2 separate regions of the Homo sapiens genome follow, and region 2 is linked to region 1. Evidence: read pairs that join two places in POLR2A ChIA-PET (ENCODE). Cell type or tissue: PC-9. All regions are shown on one strand. Each heading gives the region's core, and the rest is flanking DNA. Links, peaks and the distances in the headings are about the cores only. Region 1 overlaps ARID5B (AT-rich interaction domain 5B). Region 2 has its middle 30 kb from the start of CABCOCO1.

Region 1 (11,500 bases), core at 3,501-11,500:
TTTTACCTCTATACCCGGTTCCCCATTTCCACATGCCTCAGGCAATGTTAATGTTGATTCATCTAAACTGTTGAACTAAGATATATTTCAGCTAAAACCTGATTTTATTTTGATGCTTTATCAAATGACTTAAAGGAACAGGGTATGAGTATGAGTCCTTGACAAACCTACATGAATATCCAGGGAGGTGTCTTAAATGAAACGCACTTAGGATGACAAAATACACATCCAAAAGTAGAATTCCATTTTTATTGTAAAGAAGAGTGCTGAAAGCGAGATCTCACTATGAAACCATAAATCACCCCATATACTCTTTTGGACTTCTCTGTTTCTGGGTTTCCAGAACAGACTGTTCTCTTCTGACTGTTGCATATGTATTGAAGCCTGGCACTATGAATCTCTTATGATGTAAGATTGAATTTCCCATTGCCATTTTTTCAGATAACAGCCCGCCGTCAGTGGAAACATATTTATGATGAATTAGGCGGTAATCCTGGGAGCACCAGCGCTGCCACTTGTACCCGCAGACATTATGAAAGGTAAGAAACCATTTCATGGAATTGCTTAGTTAAAAGTGTGTTAATTGAAAGGAGCTTCTGGTCAAGGATAAGACAGAGGAAGTCTAAATGACCTTTTGGGAAACTGAAAATTTCCCTCTGGCATTTTACTTTGCATACCGCCTTGTGATTTTTAGGGAACATGGCTTTCTCTTGTTACAGGGGCTAAAATTAGATGTTCTTTTAGTTTGGTTCTGTCATGTGACCACCTGCCTGACAATGCCTTTTTTTTTTTTCCCCACAAGCATAGATTACTCAGGATGTTCTCTTTAGGCTCTCTTAACATGAGAACCTTTAGCTTCTGAAAAATCTGCAATGCTACTCTGAGGTTGACATTGAAAAGTAAGCACTTCTCATAATATTAGCATTGAAAAGTAAGGATTTCTCATAGTAAGAGAAATGGCCCCAGATCAAATCTGTTGTTTTATTTCATCCTGGTATTTTTCTTCTACGGAATCTTCTTACCAAGCTCTGTGTGGCTTGGTTTTCTAACAATTTCAGCCTATTTCAGAAAGATGATGAGGATGCAAACAAGAAGTAATGCAAAATTAGCCTACTATGTTGCATCCACAGGAGTGGATTTCCCGTTTGCATTAGGACTCCATTATTCACACCGTTAAAGACCAGTTAGCAGATTAATGCATTATCCCTCTATGCTTCAAGCCCATACTTAATTTGTTTAGGTCATTACCAACTTCCTTATAACTGGCATTTCCCTTTGGGTCTTATACGTACATCCTCAGGCAATACCATTTAACTCATCAATTCTTAGTCCTTTTTTTCCAAGTTCAATTTTACTTTTATCTGTATTGCATTTAACTCAGCTTTAGTATGGCCGTTCAACAAGAATGTTTTTGTAATAATAAATTGAATTGGGTTTAGTACACCATGAAAAATTGCTACAAAGTATTCCCAAAGGATTGCCTTACTTGGCAGGGTTGTAATTCAGAAGGATTTTTAAAAATTGATAATAGATGTTCAAATTATTACTCTTTATAGCATTGTTTTTCAATACAACACATCAATTTTTAAAATATGTTATTTCTGTCAGTGTTTAATACAAAAACTCACCCATTCTCACTGTATGTATAAGGTACACCACTGATGTCCTAGTACAAAGTAGCACTGATATCTCAGGTGAGTGTTCCGAAAATAATGTCTAAGGAACCACAGGCTACTTGTTTTTGACTTATGAGTCAAGGCTTCATTCAGAACTTTTTTTTTTTTTTTTTTTTTTTTGAGACGGAGTCTTCCTCTGTCACCAGGCTACAGTGCAGTGGCATGATCTCGGCCCACTGCAACCTCTGCCTCCCAGGTTCAAGCGATTCTCCTGACTCAGTCTCCCAAGTAACTGGGACTACAGGCACGTGCTACCACGCCCAGCTAATTTTTGTATTTTTAGTAGAGACGGGGTTTCACCATGTTGGCCAGGATGGTCTCGATCTCTTGACCTCATGATCCACCCACTTCGGCCTCCCAAAGTGCTGGGATTACAGGCGTGAGCCACCACACCCAGCCAGAACATTTTTACTAGAAACTCTGTCCCTGTTTTCAAATAGATTCTGTTTTGAGAGTGGACATCCCTGTCCTTTATATGCAAATGCCCTCAACACCTGAACCATCAAACATAAAGGAGCAGATAGCAATTAAAGCTTGAAAAAGGAGTGTATCTCAGCTGTTAGCTCATCTAGTTAAAGAATGAAAACATCAATCAAATTAATTACAAAGTATCACATGGTAAAAAAAAAAAAAAGAGAGAAGGTTTGGCATGGAGAGAAGGACTCAACCCATAGTAGTGTGTGTGTGTGTGATTGAGCAGGTCTGTGAATAAAAGTAGGATTCTTCTGAAGATTGTGTACTTTTGATTATTTACTTCTTTCAGGAGATTCCTGAAAGCTTTCAATCACATTAGAAAATTTTAGTAGATATACCACAAACTTTAGCAATTAAGAAACATGATTAAAGATGTCTTAAAATTTTTCTCTTCTCTCCCTATTCTTGGGACCAGATTGGATATTCCATAAAGGTTTGCTTTCTCACTCGATTAAACTTTTTGAAGAGTGGTGTCACTTTTCCAAATCCAGAATTTGGTCAGTGTATGAGTCAGGGTGCAGTAAGGAAAATGGAAACCACACTGGGTATTCAACAAAGAGACTTCACCATAGGCAGTTGCTTAAACAGGGGTTGGTGTGAGGCACTAAGTTAACACGGGGGCAACAACTGTAAGTTCCCTAGGGTGACAGAACAGAGAAGAGAGGTTGGTTGTCACCACCCAGAAGTTTGGAGAATGTGCCTCAGAGCTGGGGTTCAGGTCCCTGGTAAGAAGGAGTCACCCAACCAGCACTGATGCTTCGGGAGCTCAGAGGTGGAGCACTGCAGAGCTGGGCTGAAACCTGAGGAGGCGGTGCTCCCTGGCTGCTGCCAGACCTCAGAGGACACGCGCTGAAACTGCTGGGGGACTGTTGAAACTAGAGGCTGCAACCCACTGCTGCTGTTAATGCATTGTGGAGTTGACACTTATGTGAACAAGTGAAATGGAAAGGAGATTCCTTTTCTCTCCCTGCCTCCCAGGACACACTGTTTGCAGAATAGTAACAGGAAGATAGCTGACAAAAGGGATGTGTAATTTACAGAATTCCAGTCCTAGCATCAGCAAGCAGAGTACAGAAGGGTGGATTTGGAGTTGAAAGACAATAGGCCATCCGCCAAGTGGGAACCCCATATGCAGAGCCCATTTTATGTGTGGCAACACCAAAAATTGGCAGTGTGGAGCCTCCAACTGTGTTGTTGGAGCATAGCTGTCCCAGGGTGATTAGCAAGGTCCTTTACCTTTCCTTGGTATTTCCTTTTTGCCATCTAGACTCCTCTCACATCCTTGTGATCAGATGCAACCGCTAACTACCAAAATTTGAAGATCATTGATTTTATTTACAACAGTGCCTCTCTCAATGTTCAATCAATCATTCTCCAAGAGGAATCACCCATAATCCTATGTGTTGTGGTGGGGAGAAAAAGCTAGGATTACCGTTCTAGATGTCTTCCTTTTAATTGGTTCTACCAAAGAAGGGCAGAGGACATGCACATATATCCAAGAAGAGACTGAAGCTCTGGGCTAAAACTTCATGATTATGGTGGATTTCATTCATTCTTGCTAGTCACAGGTTGCATGAACAGATAAAACAGAGATGACTGGATTGGTGAAGGAACACTGTTTTCAAGAAGGGTCAATGAGTTGAGAATGGTCAGGACTTTGTGGGCAAATATCTAGTCTGGAAATGCCCTTGGAATTTTGTAAAGCCTTCCAAACCAAATCAGGATGATGAGAGCTCTTCCTACTAGGCTGCGGGTTCTTCTGTTCTCATTCTTTTCACTCCGATAAAGAGAACTGCTCTTTTTCCTATTTCCCTGCCACCAGCTTTGCTTTCCTAGAAGATGAAGAAGTGAGTGATCTCTATGCATTATCCACTGATTTATTTTTCATGCACTGTGGTTCATGTTTCCAGTAAACGTTTTCATTTTACAACAAGAAAAATGTAGCCAGTTCCTCAGTAAAATGTTACTTGTATATTAGTTGAGCACTTTTGGTTTATTAATGAGTGCAATAATGAAAGTGTGGGTTGTTGAAAAGAATCAATGGGTGTTTTTATTTAAGGCAAAGCAGAAATGGTACAATGCTTGTGAATACATCATTGTCACTGAAGGCCTGACTCGTACAAACTTGCCTCTGATTGGTTTAAATCAAATAGGTCCAAGCACTTCATAAAAATGTCTTTGTCAGCCGGGTTTTGCTTCCAAATCTATTCATCTCTGTCAGTTTTTAATATTAGTACCAGGCTCCTGGCCATAGTCCATTAGTACTGTACTTAATTGCTCATGTTACAGATGATTACCAATATAAAAAGCATTAATGTTTTCCCATCGCAAGGCTGTTGCTATGTAGATGTCTCAAACTCAGCAAAGCTTATGAAATGTGGTTATTCTGGACATTTCTTGCTCAGGATTTATAGATGAAGTTACTGTAGCTTTTGATGCAAAGAAAAATACCCACCTCATTCTTTCTAAGTGGAACATTTTCTTTCTTGTCTAACTCTTTACTTAAAAGTAACCAGTTCACTTTATTTTTATCAGTAAAGGAACAAAAAGGAAAACGACTACTTTTATGGAATTCTCTTAGCTTGATTTTCTGGAATAGTAAATCACTTTAAAGGCTTTGTTTTCACATGCAGATTTCCCTTTTTAAAAAATGTTTTTAAAGTCCATGCAGGGGGAAAAAAATCTTTACTCAGAATGCTAGATTACTGGTTTTAATTTTCCTGAATAAATTACATGGTCTGTTTCTGTGGAGCACATGAAGTTGTTATTAGGGATTTTAAAAGGAGCATTAAAGCAAAAGTACTTTATGATGTGCATTTTTGAGTATTTAGAAAATCAAAATCATAAACAAATGTATTTGTTTGTGAGGGAAATTAGCAACTATTCTTCATCTTCTTGCACACATAATGCCTAATTTCAAATCCAACCTTTTGCTTTTACCATAAGCATTCCTTGGACAAGATTGTCACCCTGCATGGCTGAGGCAGCTTTCTTTGCAGGGACTTAAGGTGAGCTGTACCCAAGCCAGATGTACTTGGGCAGATACTGGGTGATAGCTGGAGCTTCTGCCTTTTTTCTCTGAAGGTATAAGGTAGAGTGTGGGAGGCTTCATGTTTTGAATAAGATAAGCATGTGCTTTAAGTTAAGGACCAAAAATATATCAGGTTCTAAGGAACCCACCTAATCATACCATGGATAAAGGCTGGGGAAGGAAAGGTGAGTTACAGTTCTGTGCACATCAAGGACATGATTCCATGTATTCTTGCTCATTTGGACACCCTTGGAGTTAATAGATACGCAATTCAGAAAGTCACAGGCCACATCTCAGAATTGTATATTTAAGAGGACCCCTAGCAACTCCCTAGACCAGTGCTACTCAAATGAGATTTTCTGACTTGTCCATGAACTGTTTTCTACTAGCCCATAACAAGCTAATAAGCACAGCAATTGCGAATAAGCATTGATACACTTACGCTGAAATTTGCCAGAATAACATTATGTCTGTTGAAGCTAATAAAAACTTGGGGCTTGTGTTTTGTATGCCTCCTTTTGAATTCCATTTTTCTAGTAATTCATTTTTATGGTTGTTTACAAAAGCATCAGTCAGCATCAGATGGGAAATTTAGAAAACTCGTCTTTCACCCAGGTCAGTGGAGAAGGTCCGCTCCTACATCTTGGCCACAAACTCAGATATTTATGGAGGCAGGTAGCAAAGATGAGTGCAGGGGCCACGGCTGGAAAGTGTGAAACTGGCACGCACAGCCCGGGCCAGAGAGCCCAAAGGGACCAGCCCACACTGTTGCTGTAGGTAGATGCCGTCTGTGCGCTTCCTGACCTTCTATGTTTTCAAGATATTTTTTTAATGTGAAATAACCTAACTTACAAACACTGGCTCCAATATTTAAAAAAATATTTTATATAAGCTAAATCAAACATGCCCAGGGGCAAAATATAGCCTACAGGATGCCAAGTTCCACAAAGACTGAAATATGCTTGACACTAGGCTCTCCAGCCTCTGATACAGCGCCCTGCAGTGGGAGGGCCTAGAGGAAGCTTCAGGGTTCCAGGCGCTCTTACTCTGCTCTACACACTCTTCCGTGTGCTGAGCAAAACACCCTCTGTGGCTTCCCATTGACCTTGCCTTGCCTTCGGAGGACGACTCGCCACATGTCTGCTCCCTTTGCTCTGATCAGCGTCCAGGAGCTTGTCAAAGCTCCTCTTTCACTTCAGGTCTTCCTGTTCCATTCAACCAAGCCTCAGAGCGTCAGTAATGGACCTTCACCAGCTCGGCTTGCTCTCATGCAGGCGCCTCCAGTTTGTGTCACTCAGAATACCCAAAGCTACTCCAGATGTGGCATGTAGTATTTCTCAGGATGCGGGCAGTGTCAGTCTATCAACACAGCCTAAGATTACATTTGGAATGGGCAAGAAGCCCTCTCCTACTGGCCTGTTGCATTTTCTTGGATAGGATAGATTTGCCATTTGATTAACTGTCTTTTTTATTTACTGCTGCCCTCAAAACCCAATCGGTGTTTTTTGGACATCTGCCATGTGCAGAGAGCACTCTCAGGGGTAATGAGAACATATAAAGCAAAGAGTTGAGAATTGGCTGGCAAACAATGAGGAGGTACCCTTGCCACCACATTCATAGCTGAGATTGCTAAAGGAACAGGATGCTGCTTCCGGTGAGCCCGGGTTCAGCCTCAGAATTCTTCTCAGTATGGCATCCCCAGGGAGCCACCACGACTCATTAGAACTGGAAGATGCCATGATCCTTGGTTTATCTAACCCATCACAAGATCTGAGTCAAAGGCCGTACACACATGGAAGAGAGTTATATCTATGTCTGTGGTGGGCATGGTGGCTCACGCCTATAATCCCAGCACTTTGGGAGGCCGAGGCGGGCAGATGACTTGAGACCCAGGAGTTCGAAACCAGCCTGGCCAACATGGTAAAACCCTGCCTCTACTAAAAAATACAACAATTAGCTGGGGCTGGTGGCACACACCTGTAATCCTGACTACTCAGATGTCTGAGGCACGAGAATCACGGGATGAATCACGGGATGGCTGAATATGGGAAGTGGAGGGTTGCAGTGAGCCGAGATCACGCCACCGCACTCCGGTCTGGGCTACAGAGCGAGACTCTGTCTCAAAAAAAAAAAAAAAAACTACATCTATAAAAACTAGTTTTATGTAATTAAAAAAAATAAGTTCAACAGGGATCAAAGAAGGAAGAGAGAAATTTCAACTGAAATGAGCAAAGTCCCCTCTGGAAAATGTGTATAAAAAGGTAGGGGCTGTCAGGAAAGTCCTAAGGCTGAATTTCCAAGTCACATACCCCAAAGGCAGGTAGTGTAGTTTATCCTCTCATGTCTATGAACTATTATCCTAAGGTGCGGTGGGTAGACTCTGCCCATCCTCATCCATGGTAAGGTTACCCAGTCAATGGACTTGCATTTCCTTTCCCAACACTGTCTTTCTCATGGCAGTCCTGACCTGTGGCCCCTATTGGGCTTACCTCTGCAACACGGCCACCCTGCCACTCTCATCTCCCTAAACCCACAGAGGGCATCCTAGCCCTATCAACAACCAGAAGCCCAGGAAACTGAAAACAAGTTGCCCAGAGTTAGGCTGACTGAGGTTGTACAGCTTCTCTTCCATCTACACTCCACCAAGCTTGTTCTTACAGGGCTCTGAGTCAGTTCAATGCAAACACCCTACACCCAGAGTAGCTTCATCTTGTCATCTGTAAAGAATTTCTCTCCAAAGGACAGTCAGGTAATTTCATACACAAGAGCCGCATAGTCTGTATCACTCAGCATGCCTAAAATGCTCTGATAACTTTCCAATGCCTGGATATTTCAAGAAACTTTTAGAAAGGAAAACAAAACTCTAGCCAGACCCTGGAGTAGAAAAACTGGTTTCTATTTTAAAAAAATAAACAACAGCCTTTGAAAAAAATCTCTATTTAAAAATTCTTAAATTTGCCTCTAAATGCAAGTTGTAATTAATAGAAGTTAGAGTTTACACTGTTGAGTGTAAAAACACCCTCAGGCACAAACTAATCAAGTGTGTATGTCATGCTGTAAACTACAGCGAGTTCTTTGTTTGACCCCCCCCAAAAAAAAAGCTTGCCAAACAGCAGTTTTTCTTTGTCGAGCTCCTTTATTGTCTCATTTTTGTTTTTATCCTACTTCCTCTGTCCCATCCTTTGAACCTAACTATAGTATTTAAGAAACCTTGCAGGTCCCATGTTTTATTGATAGTTTTCATCAAGCATGAATTTAAATTTGAGAATAGATTAGGTGTCTTAGCCCTTTTCTTTTTGATAAATAACAAAAGGTTTCTACTTGTGATTTTCTGTCCTCAGGGTTTTATCATTAAGATTAAATAACTGTACTCTCAAGCATGCCACTGCACAAACATCTTTTCAGTTATGTGAGTAACAGATGCCTTCACAAAGGAACTATTGAAAATTCAGAAAGCATGTTTCCAAAAAAGAAAAGGGAAAAAAAGTATCATATGACAGAAGAATGTAATTGTTTACCATTAAAGTATATTCTTAACTCTTCCACTGAAAACCTCTTGGAACATTTTGTTTTTGTGTAAGTTACTACAAAGTTTGACCAAAATAATAAATGTTGTGGGAGAACTGTTGAACATTTCAGAAGTTCTGGAACCAGTAGGATCTAACATGCATGGGGCTTAAATGCAATAGTTGTTTGCCTATTTTTATATTTTGACACTGGCTTCCATCATTTGTGGGGTACACATCACATTGAAAACACTGCCATGTTGGCTGGGCATAGTGGCTTACCCTGTAATCCCAGCACTTTGGGAGGCCGAGGTGGGTGGATTGCTTGTACCCAGGAGTTTGAGACCACCCTGGGCAACATGGTGATACCCTATCTCTACTAAAAATAAAAAAAATAGCCACGTGCAGTGACGCATACCTGTAGTCCCATCTATTCAGGGAGTTGAGGTGGGAAGATCATCTGAGTCCAGGAAGTTAAGGCTGCAGTAAGCCGTGATTGCATGAGACCCTGTCTCAAAACAAAACAGTATTGGGTTTATTATTCTTGAAATAATGTTCATCTGCCCTTGAAATGGATCCATACAACTCAATTCTGAAGTCATTGGGCTTTTTTCATTGAGAAGAGTCATTGCTGCAGTTGTTGCTGGCTGGCATTGTAGAGGGCTAGGCACCATGCATGGTCTGTGTTCACTGTAATAAGCATGCATTTTAATCCCTGGGACATAACATCAGCCTTCCTTAAGTCCATTCCAACTTTCTTCAATGTGGTTGTCATTTGAAAGGCATAGGAACAACATTAGTCTAGATGCTCTTACATGTGGCATGGAGACATCATAGAAAGCCCCAAAGGAGCTTTATTAGGGAGACCATGGGAAGCTTGGGCTTGGTAAGATTAAGTCCTAGAGGCTGGAATTCATGGAGGATATGATTCTCAAGTTTCTCTTACCATCCGATATTAAGTTGGGCATGATCCAACTAGTATCACTACCTTTTGAAGAGCTATGGCATGGTTATTGTAGCATATTGTAAGAGTAGTTGCCCAGTGCCCAAGCCATAGGGCTTCTTCTGATGTAGGAGGTTGACCCTTTGTGGAATGGCTACATATGTATTTTATAGGCCTGTTGCCTCTGAGAAAAGGAGAATGCTCACTCCAGTTTCTCAGGTAACTCCTTAGGAGCTAGGAATTCACTTAACCCAGGCAGGAGTGATCTTTCAGTATCTCCTCCGTGTTGGTATGTCTCCGTGTTGATACATCTGTGTATGAAGATGCACAGCCACCTTTTTGAGATGAAGATAGCTGGACTAGCAGAGGCAGGCAGTTTGGTGGTCGAACTCAAAATTTTGACACTAAATAGCTGTGTGCCATTGACTAGTCACTTAATCGTTTAGCTCTGAACCTCAGTTTTGTCATCCATAAAATGAGATAAAATAATATATCTGTAGATATTTCTTTCTGTAATGGTTGAAATTAAAGCATGCAGAGTGCCTGGTATTAATAAGAATGTAATGCGTGGTGGTGGCTGTTAATATTGTAATGCCTAATCAATATATATGAATGACCTGAATGAGGTTTCTCTACCTTCCCACCTTGCTTCTAACACAGTCCCCTGAAATCCATGTAACTCCAGTTCAGGAAAGCTGTCATCCTTGAGCTAACTCTCTCACACTGACACATCTTTATGGGAGCCGAGCCACCACCTTGCTGTGTCCAGTACCACGTACCTTTCTTTCTTCTCTTCATTTAGGGTCACACACACTCCGGGACCATGGAGGGAGGTATCAGAATTATCAGTGGGCCTAAGAAACAACTCTCCCACCCACTTCCAGGGGCAAATGGAGAGAGCATTAAAGCCTTCAAAAAGTTTTCTTGTCCATCTGCTGCCCATTGAGTAGGTAATGAAGCCCCTGTGAGCAGATCATTTTCCCAGAAAAGAGACCTTTTGTGGTGACAAATGGTTATATTTCATCGTTGTTAATAGTGGACTCCATACCTTTTAGGTGTCTTAGCATAGAATACAGGTGATGCTAGTTATACCTACCTCATTTTTAAAGTATGTAAGGCAGTTTGGCTTTGGTAGCTCTTGGGCAAACTGAGTCTTTCACACAGACTCTGTGTTGCACTCTGCCGCCATTTTGTTGGCTCAGATGGGCCCCGCTATAGGCTCGTTCTTCATGTCAGCGTGGCTTCTTACTCCGTGGTTTGGTGCCCCAGACTTTCAGTTCACATCCTTGCCTGTTGGGAGGTGACACTGGAGGCCTCTTTCTCACCTGTCTTGGTTATGGGGAGAGCTTGTCACACTCGGCACACTATTTTTTCTGCTCCACTCAAGTTCACACCATAAAATGGAGATCTTCTGTGGCTCACATCTCTCTCAGATGGAGCTTAGCTTTTACTGTGCTCAACCAGGGTTGTGCCCGCTGAGGAAACATTCTCATTTCTCTGCTCATTTACATAGCACATTTGTGTATTTGGCTGTTGATTTGGTTCCCTACCCCCAAAAGCTCTTCTTCCACTTTTATGGTCATGGTCTAGCACCTGAGAGGTGAACAGTATGTGAGATTAGAAAAACTCTCTATGCTTATTGGAACTGTAACAAGCATGTGTACCTCATCTTCAGAAAGGAAAAATATACCTTCTATTGGCTCCATATTTGGTGAAAGATTCCTTCCCATACTTCACAGTAAAGTTATATTTTAATTTCTGGCTGCAAAGGGAAATGTCTGGCCAAGCTGTAGAAATTTATCAAGGCTGGAATCAACTCAGAGGTGTAATGACTCCATTTGGGGTGAGATCAGGTCTGAAGTCCCAGTTG
Region 2 (11,849 bases), core at 148-8,147, 450 kb before region 1:
CGAAACTCCGTCTCAAAAAACAAAAATTAATAAAAATATACCAGCCATAACTTATTTAAGTTGAAAAACACTCAAAAATGAAACAAACTAGATTCAAATTCTGGTTTTGCCTCTTACTAGGTTTTGTGGCTTTGGACTAGTTTTTCACATACCAAGCCTGTTTTCTCATCTGCATGAAAAATAGAGGTTATTATAAACACGTGGCAGAGATGGTAAAAGGTTATGAGAGATCATGTAATTAACATAAAGCGCAAGTGTCTACACATAACAGGCCATTGATAGCCATAGTGCACTATTCTTTCTATTCCAGAAGCTGGACCATACTGCCTTAAATTATTTTCAAAGTATCACAATTGCCTATGGAGACTCAGGCATCTCTGTAAAGTAGATTAAGTAATTATCCCTCAGATTGTTCAGATGGAGAAGCCAAAGCAAAGAACAGTCAAAGCAACTTCCACAGGCTGCAAACAGAGTTGTTGGCAGAGTAAGGTCAAGAACTCAAGATTTTTCTAAAGAATCTCAAAGTAATTCATGTACTTTATTCATTGCCACTATAGTCCTGCTAAGCTGGTAGGAGGAAACTGCTGTCACTGCATTTGGTAAATGGTGAATCTAAGACATATGAATGCTAAATGACCTATAAGAATTATTAATGTTAAACAATGACAGAGCAAGGACTAAAACCTTAGCCTATGGATCTGCCATTTTCTTAACACTGAACTTCCCTATCCCACAAACTTTTAAACTGGAGCTCTACAAAAATGAATTACTGATCAGCACACTCAGAAAAAAAAAATGAAGAGAACAGAGAGACAGAAGGGAAATGGAAAGAACTCTTAGGAAATTTGACGGAATAAAGATAAACACTGAAAATGGTAGAAGTTGTGAATATGGCCCATATGTTCTTCTGGAGCCTGAAATTACCAAGACAAATAGGTGGGAATATATGACTGCTAGACAGACAATGTACCAGAGATATCCATCTAGGGATATAGTAATCAAAGTGTTATCAAGAAACGTGTCTTCAGGATCATGGAGAATATGCTATTCTGATGATGACTCAGAAATTTCAAAATTCTTGGTTTGTGCCTGCATAAAATGAGTTATTGGCTTGAAACAGAACAGAGAAGACAGACTTGCAATGCAGAAAATATTTTACTCCTTTTTAACTAGCTCTTTGCAAAAGAATGTTATGATAGTTGGTGAAGAAGCACTTTCTAAAATAAGAATATCTGTTTTGGGCACAGAACAATTCTTAATATTTCCATGTTTTAAAAGCAGTAGTTTTCCAGCACTGTTTAAAAATTAATAACTATGATGTTCCAGAATTCTTGTGCCTCCTTTCTGAAGACAGACTGGGGAGGAGGCTTTTGCCGATATTAAGTCATGAGCTATATAAGGCATACCTCTTGAATACTTGCTGGCACTGACTTAATTCTACTGTCTACATGATAACCTACATTTTTTTCCCCTTTAAGATACAGCAGAGTGAAGGCAATACCTTTATCTTTTTGATGGAGATAGAGAATTTCATTTTCTAGAGAGATACTTTCTGAGAATTTCTAAGGACACTTAATTCCCAGGAGGGCTTAATGAACACCACAGGTCAAGGACAATTTAAATATGTCAAGCACAATTTAAGAACAGTCCTGCCTAGAGGCAGAATGACACATCTTAGTGGGAGGTGTTTGAATTATGCTGGAATTCAGAACATGCGATGACGCACTATAGTATTTACTTCAGTTCTTTCCTACCCCTGACTCTTAAGTAATCAAAAGAGAAAAACAACATTTCACGTTTCTTCATGCTTGGGCTGTGTGGGCTGTGTGGGCTGTGTGGGCTCTGTGTGTGTGTGTGTGTGTGTGTGTGTGTGTGTATTGGAGAGAGAATGTCTTCCCTCCTTATGGAAGTAGCATGACACTCTTAGAGTTTGAGCTTCAGAGTTCAACTTTCACAATTGGTCTAAGACAGAAAAGATAACTGGAAAAAGATAGATACTTAGCAAAACTGAAAAATCAGCAAAAAGAATCAACAATGTCTTTTTATGGGACCACAGGTACCCTTCTTCCCCAGTGTGTGACTTTGTGAAATCTCTTATATATGCTCTGTTTTCCCCAACCTAACGACCACACTCCACCACTTCACCCACATTAAATGGCACCCCATCCAAAAACCATAAACTTGAACTTTCCTGAGCTCTTGTTAAAGGATTGAACTAGGCCCTTTCCCCTTCAAGGCACAATGGCATGTGATTGCAAATGTATCCAATTTGGCTTGCATAGCATCTTGTCAGATCCGATTCAGTGCCACTCATTAAAAACAAAGAGTGCTCACCTCTAATCTGAATTTTGTACTTTTTGAGAAGAACTGGAAGATCTGAAGATACTGGGCTCACCATCCTGAAAGGCAACAGCCTCCAAGAGAGGAGTCTCTCCTGCCCCTTTAGACAGGTCATGCGCATTGCTGTTTACCAACTTCCCAGAGGGCTCCCTCTATGTTTGTTACTGTTGACTGCAGGGAGGGGTGCGTGGTTAGGGACTTTCAGTCAATGCCAGCATGTGGCCCATGAGAACAGAGAGGGTGGCCCCCCTTTAGAAGCACAGAGGGGAGCGGGGTGCAGTAATGTGCACATGTAGCTCTAGTCACTTGCTGGGAGGGAGACTGAGGCCGGAGGATCATTTGAACACAGGAGTTCAAGGCCAGTCGGACAACATAGTGAGACCCAGTCTTTAAAAAAAGTTATATATAAAAATAAAGAAAAAAAAGGTTATACAGAAGCACAGAGAGGAGTCGAGAGGCCTGGTGAAGTTGCCTCTCATGCTGCAAGGTGTGTCACTGCTGGCTGTACACCTATAGGCACAACTAAGTGTCCACAGATTGGGGGAGTTCTTTTTTTGTTTGTTTTGTTGTTTTATCATAGAGAAAAAACTAAACTCAAATAACCAAAGAAATCCAAGACCAAAACTGCCCATATCCCCATCATCTAAACAAAGCAGTGCTGGTTTTTGTGTTGTTGTTGTTTTTTTTTTTTTTTTGAGAAGGAGTTTCACTCTTGTCACCCAGGCTGGAGTGCAATAGCACAAATGCAACCTCCACCTCCCAGATTCAAGCAATTCTCCTGCCTCAGCCTCCTGAGTAGCTGGGATTACAAGTGTGCGCCACCACACCTGGCTAATTTTTGTATTTTTAGTAGAGATGGGGGTTTCACCACGCTGGTCAGGCTGGTCTCGAACCCCTGACCTCAGGTGATCCACCCACATCAGCCTTCCAAAGTGCTGGGATTATAGGTGTGAGCTACTGCACCCAGCCCAGTGCTCTCTTTTAACCACGTTACCTTGAAACCATGTTCATAGGAACATTCAAAGATGACCTATTTGTGGCAATGTCGGAGGCCTGACTGTGATATATTGCATATGTTCCGTTTACATCACACTAGGAACCTATCATTTTCCACAGCTTTTTTATCCTTTTCTCCCCAAAGTACCTAAGGTAACCCCACAAACATGACAGCATCTATGCATCTATAAATGTAGATATAGGAGCATTTTGTTAGGAGAAAATGGGGTCCTGCTATATATATATATATATATATATATACTTCTCTGCAGCATGCTTTTCTCATGTAACAATACAACATAGATAAGAGGAAGTTTATGTCACTGAAAAACCCTTTGACAAAGTTTTACAGAGAGTCCCAGGAAGCCTTTTACCTCTTCATAGATGTTCTGTTAAGACCTCTTTGTCTGCTCCTAACTGATGAGCAGGTCCCCCTGAGGTGAGCAGACACACAGGAGTTAGACTCACCCCAGGCATGGCTCACTGGGAAAGCCATGTTATTAAAAGCCATGTTATTAAAAGTCAGATCGACCTAAGTTTGAATCCTTCCTCTGCCACTTACTGGCTCTGTCACCCTTGGGTGCAGTATTGTTTCAGACAGTAAGCTAGCTTGGAGCACCTCACCAAGGTGCAGCAGCTGAAGAGCTACTCAAACCTGATGCAGGCCCATACTCAATTAACTTACCCAGGACTTAGCCATAAGAAAAACTCAGAACATAAGCTAATGTTTTAATTCTAGCATACACATGAATGTTTCGTGTTATGAATTATTCTTATTTTGAATTATATAGGGGGGTTACCATAATCTTTTTGGTGTTTAGCTATTCTAAGGATCTTCATCATGCTCCATTTTGGGAGGCAGGGGTGGGTCTCTAATGAAATAAAGGCCTTTTTTGTCTCAAAAACAAGCTAATTAGCAGTTGGTCTCATGGTGCTATTGTGAAGACTGCAGGAGACAGATATATGAAAAGTGTTCTGCTCCATCCAGGCACAGTAGGTATTCCATAATATTCTCTTCAGAGTACAGTCCCTGTTGCCTTCCCATTTCTGCCCATTTTCCCCACCAATAGCCCTCAAGGTTTGACTCCTGAAAGCACCTTCCTTAGTAAAGTTTTCTTTTTCTCTCTCTTTCCCTTATCTTCTTCAAATCCTTCACAAAGTTATCATTATTTTCCACACTTACTGATATCCTGATCTCCACTGCAAGTCTGAAAGCTCCTTGAAGGAAGGAACTGGTTTGCAGGCACTGGACAAAGAAAAAGAAGCCTCCAAGTCTAAATGTTGAACCAGGCCAGGCGCGATGGCTCACACCTGTAATCCCAGCATTTTGGAAGGCCAAGGCAGGGAGATCACTTGAGGTCAGGAGTTTGAGACCAGCCTGGCCAACATGATGAAACCCTGTCTCTACTAAAAAAATAAAAATAAAAATAAATACAAAAATTAGCGGGCGTGGTGGCATGTGCCTGTAGTCCCAGCTACTAGGGAGGCTGAGGCAGGAGAATCTCTTGAACCCAGGAGGCAGAGGTTGCAGTGAGCTGAGATCGAGCCACTGCACTCCAGCCTGGGCGACAGAGAGAGAGTCCATCTCAGAAATAAATAAATAAATAAATAAATAAATAAATAAATAAATAAATAAATAAAGTTGAACCAGTTACTGTCCTAAACTGTTAGATGTATGCTGGCATCCCTGCCCTTCCTTTCTTACCTTTGGCTGCCTCTGGCTATTTTCCCTGCTTATAGGCAGCCTCTTTCTTAGCTCAGTGCAGTACAAGTGTTAAATGCCTCATTAGCACTTTTTTTTTTTTTTTTTAGTGACTCAGAACAGTAGATGCCCTCAGGTGGCTCCTAAGACCAAAGGCACAGCTCAGGCTGTGGCAATAGAGCAGGAGCCTATGTGGACTCTGGACTCTCACATTTGTGCAAAACCCAAGAAGACTGCCACTTTCCTTCTGTCCTAGCTCTTCCAAAAGCCTTCATTTGGGGCTTTACCCAGCTTCCAAGTTGTACAACCTACCTTTTTTTTTTTAACTTTTCAAGGCCAAAATATATTCTGTACGCACTGTTTAAAATAAATTACAGCTTTAAACATTCAACGGAGTATCTCTGTAGCTTTCTAGTTGTTCAAAATAAAATTAAGTAGACATGCAAAAATAAAAGGGATTTTAAGGGAAAAAAATACTCATTGCTGTAATTTGTCTCCTAAATAATGACAATAGATGAGCTATAGCCTCTTTTGTCTGAAATTTCAGCTGTCTTTGTTTACTTCATGACACAGGGCCCAAGACCTACATTATTGCATTAAGTTTGCAAAGCTATCAAGATGCCCTTGAGTAAGATTCATCATCTTGTCCTAAATTCTCCACACGCTCCACTAAAAGCCTAGTGGCAGACTGAAGGGATTGTCAGAAAGCATAAAAGACAAAATAAAAATTTTATGCTCTTTTAGGCAAGTGAAGATTTACCCTGTAGCAATTTCTGATATTAACTCATTAATCCTCACAACCTATCTTGAGGATAGATTTTAGAAAGGAACAGCCCTTGTCATCTTACTTGCCTTCAAAACTTGTACCAAACAGAGAGCTGGTTCTTTCCTTGGTCTTGGTCTGAACATCTCTGCAGAGCCCAGGAGGAGTGGGAGAGAGGGACAGATGGAATTCAGAAGCACCTCTCTGACTCCCTTCTTCTCTTATTACCAGGACAGGTCATCATGTGGAACCCCATGCTGGGTCTAAAACTTTTGGTCGCCATCTTGAAATCCTTAATGAATGGTGATCAAGGACTCCTGCATTTCCATTTTTCACTGGGCCCCACAAATTAGTAGCCAGTCCTGCTGTCACTCATCCCAGAATAAAAGATATCAGTAGTATAGCATGTGGGCCAACACATGTTCCCTTGATCTCCACACTGATGGTAACAATATAGTAGCAAAGTCCATATTTCTCATTAGTACTGTAGTTTTTCTCTGCTTGTACAAAATTGAATTGGGCTATGTGCTTAGAATTTTATCTAAAACATAAGACAAGATATCAGTTTGCCTTCTTAAGTCTATTTATGTTACATTTACTTCATGTTTTCTTGGTTTGCAGTCCTGATTAATTTACCTTATAGTGTGTTTAATTATTGCCATATAATCCCATAACTTCTTTGCATGTGGCATCTCAACAATGTGCAACTTCTAATAGTCAGCATGAAATCATAACTTAGAAAAACATTGCTGAGCTAATTACAGGGACAATCAAAATAAATCCAAATCTTTTCTGGGCCACAGTCCATATCTGAATCATAATAAGTGTGAAATGTTTACAAATCATTACAAATTTTCCACATAGTTTTGCTCAGCGTTAGGACCAGTCGTGTTTTTTCAGTCATTTGAGTCGATGTTTCAGATCTCTCCAGTGAGAACACTGATTTTAGAAAACACTCAGCTTATTAGCAATTATAAAAATCAAAAGACAGATGTAAAATCAACTCTAAAATCTAGAATGTAAGAAACATCTTCATGGAATTATTTGTGTACCAGCATAAACATGATATATTATGTATTTTTAAAAAATAACACTTCACTGAAGTTATAAAGGCAAAAAAATGGAAGGAAACTAGCCAGGCACTTTAACTACTTTGTGTATTCCAGTGAATTCACATATTAAGAAAACTTTATTTAGAAGCCTAAAAATTGTACAATAATGAAGTAGTTTGTGTATGACAAAAATAACCGGGAATCATTTAATAAGTACTTGCCCATTATTGCTTTTATAACATTGGAATTGAGCTGCTAGCTCTGCATAATTTTAAGACTGACTTTTCATTAATTTATATAAGACTCATTGTACCTACTATGTGTAAGGCATTAGAAGAATCCATTGATGCTACATTTTTCTTACTCCTTCTTAGGTTCTTATTCCTGTTAGATTAAACTACTAGAAATATATTTTGGGGAACATTGAACTCAGGTCTTTCAAATCACATCTTTGCCAGTAAGAAGCCAGATATTAAATTTTAAAATTCAAGGAAGGCGGGCTGCATTTTGCATTCTGATAAAAAATGGTTTATATTTACTTAGGTCTAAAAATGAGCTGTAGGGAGTACATGAACCCCCAAAACGCTATACAAAATTTGGGGTGGAAAAGCAGTTTTCTGGTATGAGTATTTGTGTCTTTCATCTGACTCAAAAAAATCCATGGCTCCAAGTACTAACAGACTGTCCAAAATACTGCATTCTTCTAGGGAACTCAGTCACTATCATGAGACTCATTGGTGCACTCAAAAACCACAAAGTCCAAAATAATTTTGTATTCTGAAAGTTCTCTGAGAGTTTACGGTTGCATCACTTTGTTGTACTTGGTATCATTTGGTTCTGTGATTATTTTCCTGTCAGTGAGGTATATATTCTCCATGGGGATGCAAACCACTTTGGAGCCATAATTATTTTTAGTCTACTGCAGCTTGGATAAACACTGTATCCTCAGACATTTGTGAAGTATCATCTGTAAATGCTTGAAGGATGCCAGAATTGAGAGCATACATTTCCTTGATAGCAACAAAAAAATAATTTCCAACTTGACTAATATTTTGTTAAATAATATGTGGGAAAATAAGAAGGATTACATGTTGATAATGCTGTAATTTGCTAAAAGTAGAAAATGTGGTTTTGGCCAAAATGATTCCAATGAATCCATTACAGTCTCATTTCTATCTTGCTTAATAAGACTTTTTTCTGAAGATGAAAATTCAGTTACATGATAATACAAAATAATGCCAGTAATTTGTCTTTGGTTTCAAAGCTTCAAATACCACACTCCAGATTCAGAATTGCTCAGAATGTGCTATATTTATTATAATTAATCTAGACCTCCTGTCCAAGAATAGCAAACTCTTCTGTGGGTCACTGCTTTGGGAAGAGATTGAGAAAGTTTGAGTACAAATAGATGTAATTCTTTAAATACCTCCATGCTAATATACTATGTTCATAATGACTTTTAATCAGTGTACAGGAAAATAATTCGATGTTATATAAAATAGAGAGCTGAGGTCACATCTAACACGAGACCTCAAATTTGGAACACACCAGTAGCTTTGGGAATATGTAGTGCATATTTTGGCCTACTTTTATCCATTGTCCTTCTCTCTGAGTAAGCATTCCCTAATCTCCTTTTGTGTGTCCTTGCTTCTCCAACATAGTATTTAGCACAGGAAAAGCTGACTCTATTCTCCACACCAGAAATGGATTCTGGCTAACCAATTAACACATTCAATCTCTGACATAACAACCAGATCCTAGTGGGGGTCAATGAAACACAAGAAGATCTTTGCTGAGAGTTTCTTTAAAAAATAAATTTCTATACTCTTCTTTGAGAGCTACCAAAAGAGATTTTCTTTCACTACTTAATTTGAATTAGGAAGCATTCAGTTCCCAGAAACTGAGCCTTTCTTGGATGAAGTAGACACTTTGGCAGGCAAAGAGGATAGTCAGAAAGTAAATGGGATCTTTGGTAACATGGTTTCAATTTCTGGATCAAACCTGGCCTGAATTCTGACCTACCTCTGACTCACCAGTAAGTCAATAAATTACCTTTTGGGTTGTTTTTGTTCTGTGTCATTCAGACAAGTTCAGCACACATAGGTCATGAAGTCCATAAATCTAGAAATATCACCAATAAGGAACATACTTGAACAAATTCACAAATTTTGTCTCTAAATACTATCACTATCACTTTTTTAAAAAATATGGAATGAGAAACATTTTTAAAGGTAGTGAAGCCCTTGAATTTTGTTTCCAGATTCAACTAATCTAATAAGTATTTATTGAATGATAATGAGGGCAATATTTATTGACTACTCACTATGCTCATACAACTAAACAAATGCTATTTTGCTCATGAAGAAACTAAGGTTTAGGTTAAGTAACTTACCAAATGTCACTGAAGAAGTGGCAGGGTCAGTACTTGGATCCATGCCGGTCAGACAGCAAAGCTCAGCCTCTGAATCCACCATGTATCCAAACATTAGTAAATGAAAAGAAATTTTACTACATCCTCCATGTATGTCAATACTTTTCTTTTTTTCTTTTTTCTTTTTTTTGAGATGGAGTCTCGCTCCCATCACACAGGCTGGAGTGCAGTGGCGCAATCTTGGCTCACTGCAACCTCCATCTCTGGAGTTCAAGAGATTCTCCTTCCTCAGCTTCCCAAGTAGCTGGGATTACAGGCATGTGCCACCATGCCTGGCTAATTTTTTATTTTTAGTAAAGATAGGGTTTCACCATGTTGGCCGGGCTGGTCTCGAACTCCTGACCTCAGGTGATCCACCTGCCTTGGCCTCCCAAAGTGCTAGGATTACAGGCGTGAGCCACCGCCCCCAGGCATGTAAACACTTTTCATTTACTAAACTACAAAAAGTAGTTTGTATTACTATGGAAATATATCCTGCACTCACAAGAAAAATAAAGAACCACATGATTCCAAAGCACAACAAAATAATGAACCATAGAATCTCAGAGAACTTTCAGAATCCAGGGCCCTCATGTAAGTGGCAGAGTGGTACAAGGAAGAGATGTGGTCTAGATGCAAGAAGCTGGGTAATTCAGCTACCTTCTGGGCCTCAGGCTCCTCACTTGGCAAATAGCCTGGCAAACTAAATAATAATTTTTTTTTGCTAATTTATCTTTTAATTGATAAATAGAAGTTGTATATATTTATGTTGTATAATGTGATGTTTCAAAATATATATACATTGTAGAATGGCTAAATCAAACTAATTGCCATATGCCTCACTTCACATACCACACTTTCTTACCAAAAATTTATTTTATGGTAAGAACACTTAAAATCTACTCTCTTAGCTATTTTCAAGCATGCAATACATTGTTATTGACTACAGTCACTGTGTTGTACAATAGAGCTCTTGAAGTTATTTTTCTTGTCTAACTGAAAGCTGGTATCCTTTGACCAATGTCTCCCCAATTCTCCACCACCCACCACCATTCTACTCATTGTTTCTATGAGTTTAATTTTTTTAGATTTTACATATAAGTGAGATCATGTGATATTTATCTTTCCATGCCTGGCTTATTTCAGTTAACATAATGTCCTCCAGGTTTATCCATGTTTCACAAATGACTGAATTTCATTGTTTGAAAGGACAAATAGTATTCCACTGTGTGTGTATACCACATTTTCTTTATCCATTCATTCATTGATGGACACTTAGGTTAATTCCATATCTTGACTATTATGAATAATGCTGCAATGAACACAGGAGTGCAGGTATCTTTTTGAGATACTGATTTCATTTTCTTTGGATATGTATCCAGTAGAGGGACTGCTGGATCATATGGTAGTCCTATCTTTAATTTTTTGAGCAACCTTCATGGTGTTTTCCACAATGTCTGTACTACATTCCCCCCAACAGTGTGCAAGGGGCCTCTTTTCTCCACATCCTCACCAACACTGGTTATCTTTCGTCATTCTGATAAAAGCCATTCTAACAGGTATGAGTTGATATCTCACTGTGGTTTTTTTTTTTTTTTTTTTTTTTGAGACGGAGTCTCTCTCTGTCCCCCAGGCTGGAGTGCAGTGGCGCTATCTCGGCTCACTGCAAGCTCCGCCTCCCGGGTTCATGACATACTCCTGCCTCAGCCTCCCAAGTAGCTGGGACTACAGGCACCCGCCACCATGCCCGGCTAATTTTTTGTATTTTTAGTAGAGACGGGGTTTCATCGTGTTAGCCAGGATGGTCTCGATCTCCTGACCTCGTGATCTGCCCGCCTCGGCCTCCCAAAGTGCTGGGATTACAGTCGTGAGCCACCGCGTCCGGCCTCACTGTGGTTTTAATTAGACTAAAACCCTGATGATTAGTCATGTTGAGCATTTGAACTGAACAATACTTAACTTCCCTTTCAGCTCTTAGTGTCCAGTGAGCCTTGTTGAAGGAAGATTTCACAGCAACCCTATGTGAGGTTACAGGTGTAGTCCTTGAATAGGAGACTAAAATCATCTACTGTATGTGATAATTAAGTAGATATTCCTTTTGTGACCTGATTTAATTCCTTTGATGACTTGATTTAATGTTTTCAATCATAATAATACTCAATTTTCTTTAGACATCTACCAGGTTGTATATAAACAAGCAAATGCATTCTGTTTACACCTTCTACTTCCCATAGCTCTAGACCCCACCGGTGGCACCTCTCAAAATTACTAATGGAACGTTATTCTACAGAACCTCTTTAGAGGAACACAAACTTTCAGAAGGAAAAGAAAATAAGGAATGTTTTGCAACATTACACAGAATAACCCAATCTAACAAACTGACACATTGCCAATAAAATATTGCCACTAAGCAATAAATAAGCACAGTAAGTCTGTGGGTGACTGGAAGCCACAAGAACAATGTCAGGTATCTTGGGTCATTTCTAATTAACAGAAAAAGTTTTTTATTAATTGAACCTCTGGCCATGTAAAATCTGATGAGTGGCTTTGAGGAGTAAGTCACATTCTGGGAAAGGTGGGGCTAAT

Evidence for each region. ChIA-PET counts read pairs that join two places held together with the same protein. Peaks named below come from ENCODE experiments on the same cell type or tissue, not always from the same donor. Only the 100,000 strongest peaks of a DNase experiment are listed, where the experiment ranks them.
Region 2: POLR2A ChIA-PET joins it to region 1 with 15 read pairs; 2 of 35 experiments call an interaction of 5 or more read pairs at or near these places.

Annotation. Positions count from the first base shown.
Region 1 is chr10:62,069,259-62,080,758 of GRCh38, forward strand. It overlaps ARID5B (AT-rich interaction domain 5B), which reads left to right. Exons shown (of 10, transcript NM_032199.3): 8 at 442-539. Among named protein-coding and RNA genes, the nearest start is that of ARID5B, 170 kb to the left of the region's middle. RefSeq lists enhancers at 2,719-2,858, 11,006-11,055. In PC-9, for the core only: a CTCF peak has its summit at 7,697; a DNase peak (open chromatin) is centred at 7,883; H3K4me3 peaks cover 280 bases; H3K27ac peaks cover 2,410 bases.
Region 2 is chr10:61,627,307-61,639,155 of GRCh38, forward strand. No RefSeq gene overlaps it. Among named protein-coding and RNA genes, the nearest start is that of CABCOCO1, 30 kb to the right of the region's middle. In PC-9, for the core only: no CTCF peak of the experiment used is centred there; DNase peaks (open chromatin) are centred at 1,065, 1,715, 5,135 and 6,645; H3K27ac peaks cover 1,183 bases.